Linked DNA regions of Homo sapiens: region 1 is linked to region 2. Evidence: chromatin contacts called from ENCODE Hi-C or POLR2A ChIA-PET data. All regions are on one chromosome and are shown on one strand. Each heading gives the region's core, a stretch centred on a gene start or an enhancer-like site at or near the end of the contact. The rest is flanking DNA. Distances are from core to core; before and after follow the strand shown. Region 1 holds the start of TMEM266 (transmembrane protein 266). Region 2 overlaps NRG4 (neuregulin 4).

Evidence for each region. Hi-C counts contacts between places; a loop is a spot of excess contacts on that map. ChIA-PET counts read pairs that join two places held with the same protein, here RNA polymerase II (POLR2A).
Region 1: a map of Caco-2 shows a loop between it and region 2 (2.3-fold over the local background). The contact joins the promoter of TMEM266 here to the enhancer-like site in region 2. A Hi-C loop is called at or near these places in 1 of 168 maps with a recorded cell type or tissue (Caco-2). POLR2A ChIA-PET finds 5 or more read pairs at or near these places in 5 of 52 experiments (A549, BJ, Caco-2 and 2 more).

What each region holds. Positions count from the first base shown.
Region 1 is chr15:76,058,730-76,064,477 of GRCh38, forward strand. TMEM266 (transmembrane protein 266) reads left to right here and starts at 1,256. Exons shown (of 11, transcript NM_152335.5): 1 at 1,256-1,287. It also overlaps a transcript of NRG4 not described here. RefSeq lists a silencer at 249-298.
Region 2 is chr15:75,960,976-75,966,731 of GRCh38, forward strand. It overlaps NRG4 (neuregulin 4), which reads right to left. Exons shown (of 6, transcript NM_138573.4): 4 at 853-999. Among named protein-coding and RNA genes, the nearest start is that of NRG4, 49 kb to the right of the region's middle. Within about 2 kb of position 4,161, at least 3 of the 41 ENCODE cell types and tissues checked have a DNase peak (open chromatin) inside an H3K27ac peak, as active enhancers do.

The DNA of each region.
Region 1 (5,748 bases), core at 6-2,505, 95 kb after region 2:
TTTCAAATATTTTAAGATAAAAATCGCAACACCCTATAGGAAAATGGCTATATTTTTAGCAAGAATTGGTGGAGAAGACAAACGATAATAAGCTACTATGAATCCAGAAGCTGCTTAAATGGCCGTATTCACAGCAGCCCTTGCAAACATTAATTAGAGTAGTACCCATTATGGGTGAGGACTTTTTTTTTAACCACAGAGAATATCTGTGGGTGCATCCAGATTGCTCAGTGGTTCCGTTTAACCCACCCGGTAACTGGCAATCATGGCCCTAGGACAGGCTTCTCCACCGGGGCGATGCTGCCTCCAAGGGGCGCAATGTTACTTTTTATGCATCAAGCACGGATAACACATACAGCACATAAGCAGGTCGACAGTGTATCTGCGGTACTGGGATTTCACGGGGAAAGGAGATGGGGACGTGTAAAAAGCCTTTTTAAGAGTCAGATAACGAAAAACGGAAAAAGAGGAGAAACACGGTCCTACAAGGGTCCTGAGCTGAGGCCATCAAATGAATGTACTGACAGGTATTTTTCTCCCAGGCAGCCAACTGAGAGTCAAGGCACTCTGACCGTGCTATGACTCCGGCCACACAGAAAGAGGTGTTTTCCCCTCGGTGGCCTCCAAGCGCAGCGGGCACTGCGTGCCATCCGCTCCCTCACCGGGCGCCCCGCGCGGATGAAACGGAGCAACTGGGAAAGAGCTCTGGAAACTGCAAAGCGCTGCGCCAAAGCGACGGGAGGTTCCCATTCTCAGCTGTACGAAATCCCGCGGGGGTCCTCCGCTTCCCCGAGCGACGCCCTCGGCCTCCGCACTTGTTGCTTCTGCGCCCCGCCTGCGTCCCCGTCAAACCCACCCTTCGCGGCCCCCTCGCCTCTCCACACGCTCGCACTCAGGCCCCGACCCTGCCCCGCGACCCCCTCACCCACGCCACGAAGCCCGCTCTGCGTGGCAGCCCCGGAGACAGCCGAGCCCCCGCCTCCGCCCCCTGCCCAGCTCAGGCCGCCAGCCCCTGCCAGCCGACGCCGCGGTTTCCTAGACAGCCGCGCCGCCGTTCCGCAGCCTCGGGGGCGCGCGCGCGCGGCCGGCGGGAGGCGAGGGCGCAGGCGCGGGCTCGGCCAAGCCGCCGGCGCGAGGCCTCGCGCGCGCCCCCGAGCGCGGTGGGCGGAGGGGCGGAGGGAGCGGCGGGGCCGCGAGGGGGCGGGGGGGCGGAGAGGGGAGCCCCGGGAGCGCGAGCCGCGGCCGGCGCCGCTGCAGAGCCGAGCGAATCCCGAGCCCGGGCAGCAGGTATGTGTCCTCGCAGCCGGCCGCGGCCAGAGCTTCCCCTGCCTCACTGCCCGAGTCTTGTGGTCGGGGCGGGGGGTGGGGGGACCGGTCAAGGTTTGCAGGATGCGTGCTCGGAAGGGCTGGGATCTTGCCGCTGACCTTCATCCCCCTGGCCGGGGGAGCCAGGCGAGGGTGCGTGGGGCAGCCCAGGGCTTCAGCTCCAGCCTGGAGACCTGCTTCTTGTCACATGCTTCTTATTTATTTTTGCAAACTGCCCTGGTTCGGGTCCAGCTGCAGATGCCTTACCTCCCATTCTTTGCCTCCGTGTGCCATCTTGCATTTATTAATAAAACATGCAAGCTGGAGGGGGGGGTTGCTGCTGGGGGGAATCCCATTGCAGTATGGCAAGCGGGCGCCTATTTTCGGTTTTCAGACGTGGTATAGAGGTGGAAATCCCACACCCTGAGGATTTGTGGCTTGGTTGGTCGTGACCACTTCCTAGTGGGCTTCCCCCGTTTGTCGGGAGGTGCCCCAGCGGCAGAATGGGCTGTCTGGAAGGGATGGTGGGTCTTCACCGTCAGGCCAGAATCCCCTTCAGGGGACAGGTGCAAGCTAGGGCAGGCAGTTCCCTGCTTGCTAACTTGCCAGGGAGGCTTAAACCTAGAAAATTGTCTCCCTTGATGGCCGAGAAAAGATGGCCTTCAACAGAATCCCTGGGACTTGCATACTCAAACTCATTACGGTTTTGCATCTGAACATGACTAAAGCTAGCCACCTGTTGGAAGTCAGACCCCATGAAACACCCCCGTAATCTAGCTCACCCATCCCTGTTTCACAGTCACCAATACTGAGCTAGCAATAGGCCCATATGGGTTCCCTCTATCCTCTTTAATGCTGCTTGGCTTTTCTTTTAAAATAAGACCTACCTATGATTTGATGCCCTATATGTGAGAGGTTGAAATTATATGATTTGTTTATATTCCATACACCTATCACATCATATCCTAAAGACTGAATTTCTCTTCAGTGCATGTGTTTATTTCCCTGGCTTTTCACCTTGCTTTGAACAACAGTGGGAAAATGGGATGTATATAACTGCTTACCTCCTCCCCCAAATACCTCCACCCTAAAATATTGTGATGAAAAGAATAGTAAGAGCTAGAAGCAAAAAATGAAAATGGTTATCACAAGATGTTGGGATATGATAGCTGAACCGTAATTGCTTCTAAAATGGTCAGAGTGTCACATCTAATCACGAGAAGGACATGTTTCTTAAATGTTCATATGTACCAGGTACTGAGCTAAAACTATTTGTGTATGAGCTCATTTAGTCCTCACAGCAAACCTGCTATGTCCATGTTGAAGATGAACAAGCCAGGACTTAGAAAGGTTAACTAACTTGCCCAAGGTCACACAGTCAGGGACAGGGTAAGGATGCAAACTCAAGCACATGGGGATACTGGAGGTGGGGAGCCCTGAGGGGGCTTTTCCTCCAGGTGCGGCTGCTCCGTGTACCTTTTCATTAAAATCAAGCTTATGCATGAGCATGTTGGCTTGGGTCTAATTTTCCATTTCATAGATTCTGCACCAACTTTGTGGCTTTCCAGTAAGAAAAGCAGTTGTTTCAGAATGGATCAGTATGGAATTTTTTGAGGTGGCACTAAACCTATAAAAAGTGGGGTCCAAGATGTGCTTCCATTTAATTCTCACACACAAGGAGTTGAGTTTAAAAAGTTGTTTCCCTCCAGATTTAAACCCATAAAACGTATATGCATTAAGTAGAATGAATCACTCCCATTTTCCATTATCGCATCCCACCCTACCCTCCTTGCTGCCCTTCACACTATCTTCTGGTCTCACTGCCAGTCATCAGAGCAACATTGTCTATCACACTTGCCTGTGAGTGCCTTAATGGGAGGAAGGAATCCATCCGTACCAGCCGTGGCTCGTAATCCAGTCTCTCTATGATTGTAGCAATTATGCATTCAAAGTTCTTGGAATCTCTGCATTCAGCTATGGATGTGTATTTAATCATTTTTTTAAAGTGCATTATTATAATGCAGGTATTGGATTTTGTTAAACATTCCTAGCAGTTCTCATGGACTTAGAAATTGCTGTAGTTGCATCAGTGAAAATTCACCCAGTGGGGCTAATAGCTTTTCTACTCAGGTCACATAGTTGAGATAGTGGTGAGAAAGGTATAGGTGAATAGAAGGAATTATTTGGAAAGTATATCCCATGCAAATAACAGCTTTTAATTATAAATTGATGAATAATATTAAGTAGGAAATATAAGACTATCTCTTTTAATTTTATAAGCTCTGTTTTTGCCTTGGTCAATGTGATTGGTTTTAGAGCAACATGATGTTACCTTTTTCATTACACTGTTCTTTTGAAACAGTATAGCGGTTTGTACATAGTATTCTTGCCTCGTGGGAAACACTCAGTTTAGGAGGAGCACATTCCCTGGTGTTTACAGAAATGCTGAGACAGGATCTTTCTGTCTTGGGGATTTCCAGTCTATGATCAGATAAACTCAAGATGAGTCCTGATGTTACTGGGCAAGAAGCAGAAAGCAAGAGGTGTTACTTGATTTCTGGGGAGGAAATGAGTTTTCCTGTGGGGAGCATCACTATCTTCTTCAGTTGGGAATCTCATGATTGAAGAGTTTGAGAAACGGACTAGTCTGCTGTCTTCCATTCAAGCAGGATTTCATTTAATGCAGAGCTGAGAAGGCTTTATCGTGCAAAGGCCAATTCAGGAAATATAAAAGTGTTTCTGGACTACTTTTTTTTTCTCTTAAAACATATATTTAAACTGGGAAAGTCATATGGGAAACTATTAATGCTTAAGCATTATTTGTTTTTATTCCCTTCACGAGAGTTTTTGGGAGAGTGGGGGAAAAGTTTTCCAAGCTATGAAACTCACATGTCTGTGGTGACTGATTATAATGAATATTTTAGTACATTGTTGAATAAGGCACTAAAACTGGGATATTTGTTTTTCCTTGATCGACCTTGTAAGCTACTTCATTATGAAATGTGTTTTTTCTTAAAGTATTTCTTAATTTAGTATTCTTTAAAATGAGATTTTTATTCAGTTGTCGACAGTCTTGAATCACAAAAGTTCACAGATTACTTTGAAATACTTGATTTTCATCAGTCTCTGTTTCTTACTATGGCTGTCGTGTGCTGTGTCCTGTGATAGGAAGTTTCACATCTCATATTGCAGTGACCACCCTTTGTGGTCAACTGTTTATATGATAAGAAGTGGGGGAGCCCAAGGTATATGACCTAAGGGGCAGAGCCAAGATTTGAGCCCAAGTCAGCATAGCTCAAACTCTGGGCTCATTGCCTTTTGCACCCTGACTGCAAGATGAAGCACTTTCTGCCCCATAGTTCTCTGGCCTCCCATCCTATTCTGCTCCATCCACACTGGCCTCCTTGCTGTACCCCCTGCCCCAGGCCCTTAGCACTAATGGTTCTCTCCCCTGGAATACTCTTCCCACAGGTATCTTCATAGTCCCTCGCCTCATTTCAGCTTTGCTCATAGTCCAACCACTCCTTTAAAACTATCCCCACTCCCACAGCATCCTTTCCTCCTCCCTGTCTTGCTTTTATTCGTAGCACCTCCTAGCCTACTATATTAATTAGTTGTTAAGTGTATTGCCCATCTCCCCCATGGAATGAATGCTCCAAAGGGCAGGGGTTCTGTGTATTTTGTTCACTCCCCCAACTCTGGTACTGTGAAAAAAGAATCAACAAATCACTATGGTATCCTTGAATCTTTCCAGCTTCCCACACTTTTTGTTTTTGTTAGTCCTTACTGTTCTCTGTAGTGAGCAATGAAACCTCTAAAATGCAAAAGCTTTATGTGTTGTTTGGGGGAACAGCAAGAAAGTAGAGAAGAATCGGGAAAGATCTGGCTTACTCTTGAGCCGGTGTTGGGAAGAGAGGAACCTGTAAAGATGGGGAAAAAGTCACCTGAGGGTTGGGATGTGTGACGAGGCAGCAAATGGTACGTGGGGAGATGGCCTGGGATGGAGAAGAGATCTGTGTGGGTTCCCTTGTAATGGGAATGCATAATGTTTTTGAAGAACTTCCAAAGGAGACTCTGGATTCCTTCAGCCATCCATCAACTCTCCCAGTGGCCTGAGTCACTAGAAAGGAAAAGGAGCCTACGGTCATTCCTACTGGCTTTTTACACAGACAGGTGAATCCTTGCACTGCCTGCATTATTAGCCTGTTGCATTTTTTAAACATTAAATACCTGTTGGTGTCATCCCTGTTTGAGCCAGGGTCTGAGAGTTCACTGCCAAAGCACTTACCCCATGTGTCTGAGAAGCATCACAGCCTGAGATGTCTTTGGTGTAAGCAGTCCCAGGAAGGACTCCACATATATCTTTCATTCATCTATTGTTTGCAGTAGTTCTTGGGCCGTAGCAAAATCATAGGCACTTTGAGGACTGATTCATCTGCAGAA
Region 2 (5,756 bases), core at 2,911-5,410:
TGTAAAGTAGTTAAGAAATCAGGATCTAACAAGATACTATTTTACCTATATGTTACCTTTCTTAGTATACAAACTTCTCAAGCCCACTTGTCTCTCTTTTATGATTACCTTCAGCTCCATTTTCACAAGTATCTATGATAGAATACAGTGTGAGTTTCATAAATATTAATTAATGATGAGAGTTATGCCAAATAACTCCTGGACTTACTAAATTCTATATTTACTTTTACAAAATTTCAAAAACAATTGAAAATCAAAACGAATGAAAGTAATCTTCAGTGCATAATTGCTTCATGCAAGTAGTTTTTTTTTTTGTCTCTCTTGTGAGTTACCAGTTTCCCCAAATTAATTGCCTTTTTGTCTGTCTCTCCAAATTGATTTAAGTATCTTTGAAGTTGGGAAACATGTCTATTTTGTTCACTATTGTATTCTTTATGCCTAGCACAATAGTGGGCACTAGATAGCTGACCCTGCATATTAACCATATGTCTTAAGCTAACATGTACAGTATTGCGTAAGTTGTTCCTTTTCTTTCACATACAAAATTTACTTTAAATACACCTAACCCAAATATTCAGGTGCTTTTGGCATATTTGCTATAGTGAGTATGGGTTTACCTTAGTAGTTTAGATAAGTCAAGGTAAATATTGACAACAGTAACAAAGAACAAATTGAGACTGCTTATTAAGATTCTTTCAAAAATGAAATTAGTAACAAAAACTGTATTAAAGAGATAACTAAACATAATACAGTATCTGGAAAAATATCTAGAACTAAGGGCATATTAATTATTTAGTGGAATAACTACTTTATGTATTACTTTTCTCAAAAGCATGTTTCTATTTTACTTACCTGCAAAGGAAGTAGAAGGCTCCAATGATAAGTGTTACTAGGACCGCCAATGCCACAAAAGCTTCAAACAGGTTACTTTTAGTTTGGATGCTGGAGCCTGGGAGAAAAACCTCTTCACAACGAGCTCCTGTATAGTTTTCAACGCACCTACAGAATAAAATTTTAGATAAAGAATTGCATTCTGTGTTTCATTAGCTAGTTTGGAAGAAAAACAGTTTCCAGATGACGTGAAGAAAAAAGGAGACTAATTTTCAGATTGTGAACATGGAGTAGACAGGTTTTCCTATAATGCTCACAGATCTACAGTTACAATAAAACAAATGCAAATTTGTTATAATAAAACAATTTTTTACTATCTTCTTTTTCCAGTTTTCCAACTGCTTAGGAACTCCAGATAAATTATAGAGTATTCAGTGTTTTTATCTTGTAGATTTTCAATCATATAAATGTCCACACTTTATCACAAATTGACTTTTTGTTGTATCTGGTATAGATAATGATCTAAATGCATTTTTCCTTAAAACTGCTAACTGGTTATTCCAACCCCATTCATTAAATAATCAATCCATTACCCAGTGTTTAACAGGGCCTCCTTTAACATATGTCAGATTTATATAAATAACAGCATTTATTTCTATTCTTCTTCAATGATCTACACATCTAATCTGGGGCCTTTGCCACACTGCTTCAATACTGTTACTTTATAATATATTTGAATATCTGGTAGTTCTACTCTACTCCTTATTACTTTTATCTATAGAATTTTAAAAATATTCTCCACTGCCAACCAAATATTTTATAGCCAATTACCTGTAGCTCTCTAAAACTATATAACAAAGAACCATAATATTTGGTATTACCAATCATTCCTTTTTCCTTGTTAATATGTTCAAAGGATTATAAAACACAGAGATTGATATAAATTAACAAGAATGACACTGTTTGGCACCAGATCAATTTCAACATAGTAGCATTTAAAATAAAAAACACTTTAATATTAACTAATATACTCAGCAATAATTCTGTGTAAAAAAGTGTATGTGTGTGTAAAACCAGTTTGTTTTAACCAGATTTTGTCAAGAATAAAAAGGTTGATTCTACTAAATTAATTATCTTCCTTATTCCTTTCCAGTTTAGGTAGGTATTTAGAAATTTTATCTCTGTTTCTTCCACCTTAGACTAATAAGGATACAGGCCTAGAAAATCAACATGTGAATTAACTACTAGCTTTGATAACTAATGTGATAGTCTAATAAAGCAGTATACAAACAAATAAGAGAAAAGAACATCAAGATATAGCACAAAGGATCAATTTGAGTTAGATGAGCATATTAAAGATGTTTCATGAACTTCAAGTCCTACTCAATGTGAGGCAGTGATGTGATTGGTGATAGCTTCCCGGGGCGGTATCAGTTAAGCAAAGCGGCAGTCTAGATTCTCCTAAACTACCATAAAGATAAGATTAAGGGGACATAGGGAAAGTAAGGATAGGATATCGGTAGCAAACTTAAATGAAAGTAAAAATATTTTGGAGGGCCAGGCACAGTGACTCACGCCTCTACTCCCAGCACTTTGGGAGGCTGAGGAGAGAGGATCACTTGGGGCCAGGAGTTCAAGATCTATCTGGGCAATACAGTGAGACCTTGTCTTTACAAAAAATTAAAAAATTAGGCCGGGCATGGTGGCTCACGCTTGTAATCCCAGCACTTTGGGAGGCCGAGGCGGGCAGATCACGAGGTCAAGATATTGAGACCATCCTGGCCAACATGGTGAAACCCCATCTCTACTAAAAATACAAAAATTATCTGGGTGTGGTGGTGCACGCCTGTAGTCACAGCTACTCAGGAGGCTGAGGCAAGAGAATTGCTTGAACCTGGGAGGCGGAGGTTGCAGTGAGCTGAGATCGTGCCACTGCACATCCAGCCTGGCAACAGAGCAAGACTCCATCTCAAAAAAAAAAAAAAAAAAAATTAGCCAAGCATGGTTGTACCCGTAGTCCCAGCTACTCTGGAGGCTGAGGTGGGAAGATCGCTTAAGCCTAGGACTTTGAGGTTGCAGTGAGCTATGATCATGCCACTGCAGTCCAGCCTAGGTGACAGAGCAAGACCCTGTCTCAAAAAATATATATACATATATATGTAAATAAAAAATATATATGGTGGGAAACACAATTTATAAATTTTAAATATAAATTACCAATTTTTCCATAGTTTAAGTCAGTTAAATAAGCTGAGGAGAAAAAAGATTAGATGAAAATAATTTGTTTCTTTCTCTTCCAGCTCCAATTCCTGCTTCCCAAAAGGGAAATGGAATAAACACACATAAACACACACACACACACGCACCAATAGAAAGTTGACATAGAGACCACCATCACAATCTATCCATGTGCCATTACAAAATAAACACAGAAGGAAAGGGGCAGCATTCCACAGAGTAAAAGAAACTGGGTGCTAAACGGTTTTCAAAAGTATCTTTAAAATAACAAAAATAAAATAAAACCCTTCTATCATTCCTGTTTTTTTAAATAGAATTAAGTAGGTAACAATTATTTGTGACTGCTAAAGGTTTTTTAAGGAAAAATTTTAGCTGTGAGAGCAATTCCTGTCATACTTTTAAAATAACTCTCAAGTTTTTAAATAATGTTAAAGATAGGGTTCAGTTTCCATTCTAGAAAAAATAACCAGAACCATTGATAAGTAATCCTGAAACGAGATAGTATAATTATTTTTGATAAGGAAGATCTCTTTTAAAAGCTATAAACTCATTACTCAGATTTCTTAAGGCTGTTTGAGTTTAAGTAAGATTGAAATTCAGGCCGGGCACAGTGGCTCATGCCTGTAATCCCAGCACTTTGCGAGGCTGAGGCAGGAGGATGGCTTGAGCCCAGGAGTTTGAGACCAGCCTGGGCAACATGGTAGAGACACCGTCTCTACAAAAAATAACAAAAATTAGCTGGCTGGTGGCCCACGCCTGTAGTCACAACTACTCAGGAGGCTGAGGTGGGAGAATCACTTGAGCCCAGGTCAAGGCATAGTGAGCCCTGATTGCACCACTGCACTCCAGCTAGAGCAACAGAGTGAGAGGCTATTCCAAATAAAAAAAAGAAAAAAAGAGGCCGGACGCAGTGCCTCCCGCCTGTAATCCCAGCAGTTTGGGAGGCCGAGGCGGGTGGATCATGAGGTCAGGAGATCGAGACCATCCTAGCTAACATGGTGAAACCCTGTCTTTACTAAAAATACAAAAAAATTAGCTGGGCATGGTGGCGGGCGCCTGCAGTCCCAGCTACTTGCAGGCTGAGGCAGGAGAATGGCGTGAACCCGGGAGGCGGAGCTTGCAGTGAGCCGAGATCGGGCCACTGCACTCCAGCTTGGGCGACAGGGTGAGACTCTGACTCAAAAAAAAATCAAAGAAAAAAAGATAAGCCAGCTTATATGACCATAAATGTTTTAACTGGACAATAAATACTTTGAGTTGGAAGGAGTCAAGGGAATGGTGTAAATACAAGTTTGTAATCAGATCAGGGTTTATGCAAATAGAAAAAGGCATACAAAGTAAACCAAGCAACACTAGGTTGTTCTATTATCTTACAGCTGGGATAAAGCAATCACATGCTCTTGTGGGAAAGTAGAAACCTGATGGTAATTTTAAGCAAATTCAAAGGATAAACAATCTTATCATTGTTAGGTCAAAACAGAACCTAGGGAAAGGCAAAGACAAATTTAAATATTACATTACTATCCAGGAAGTAGGACTGGCTAACCTAAAAATGAATTTTAAAATTTCAGATATTTACCAAACAAAAAAGTAAACACTGCCTACCAATGACTGTGTACAAGGATTCTACTTTTAAAGCTCTAGCTCATTTATGAAAATGTTATGACTTCATTGATGATACAATTATCAAATTTCAGGCAAACAGAATTAATCGACTCCTTCAAAAGTAAGGGTGGATTAAGTGGATATAGACAACTGGTAGTACTAGCACAGCATTTATACAAAACACAAAGAGGTCATGTTGCACCAGCATTTACCCAGAACTACGTAGCTCTCAGTCTTTATGTAAGTAACTCTCTTGCTAAATTACTTCTGGACCTTACTTCTGCACAAACTGTTTTAGCAAACAGTTGTGCCACCTAATGAGGTGAATACCAAGCAATAAAGGATCACCCATGTTTTCCTGGAATTGAAGATGGATGCTGGAACAGGTACAAATACTCCACTAGGTGAGAAATTCTGAAATTCAGAATCTAAGTTATACAAATTGGTTTTCTGGCTGAATACCACCAATTATCTGCTCCCAAACACAGAAGCTACGTTTAGTACATTGACATGAAATACATTCATTCGATTCTGTGGCATTCAAGGAAGTTGTTACAACATAGGAGACCTTTCACATGAATAAAATAACTCAGTTTTTAGTCATGTAAACAAACAGAGCACCATTTAGCTTCAAGAAACATTACTGGACTGTGAACTGGAAAAAACTGGTTTCTTCACCCTATTTCCATGCTTGTTGGCTATGTGATCTTGGGCAAGTCACTTAAGACTGTGAAATCAAAATAACATCACATGCTTTAACTACATAGGGCTATTGTCAGAATCAAGTAAGAATGTCTAGAGTGCTTTGAACACTGAAACACACTATACAAGTGTGTTTACAAGGAATAAAATAACTAAGAAAAATTATAACTAGAAAAGGTTAAGAGCATGGTGATCAATAAATGTGCTATCATTATTTCTCAGAAAAAAACCCCATGTTTACAATATTATAAAAGACTTCGCTAACCAAAGGGAGATGCAATGTCAGTGCCACTTCACTTGGGCTGGTCTATCCTGGAAAGAGAAAGTCTAATACTGGCATACGTCAAATCTGGCTTCCACCTGATACTCTGTGTCAATCA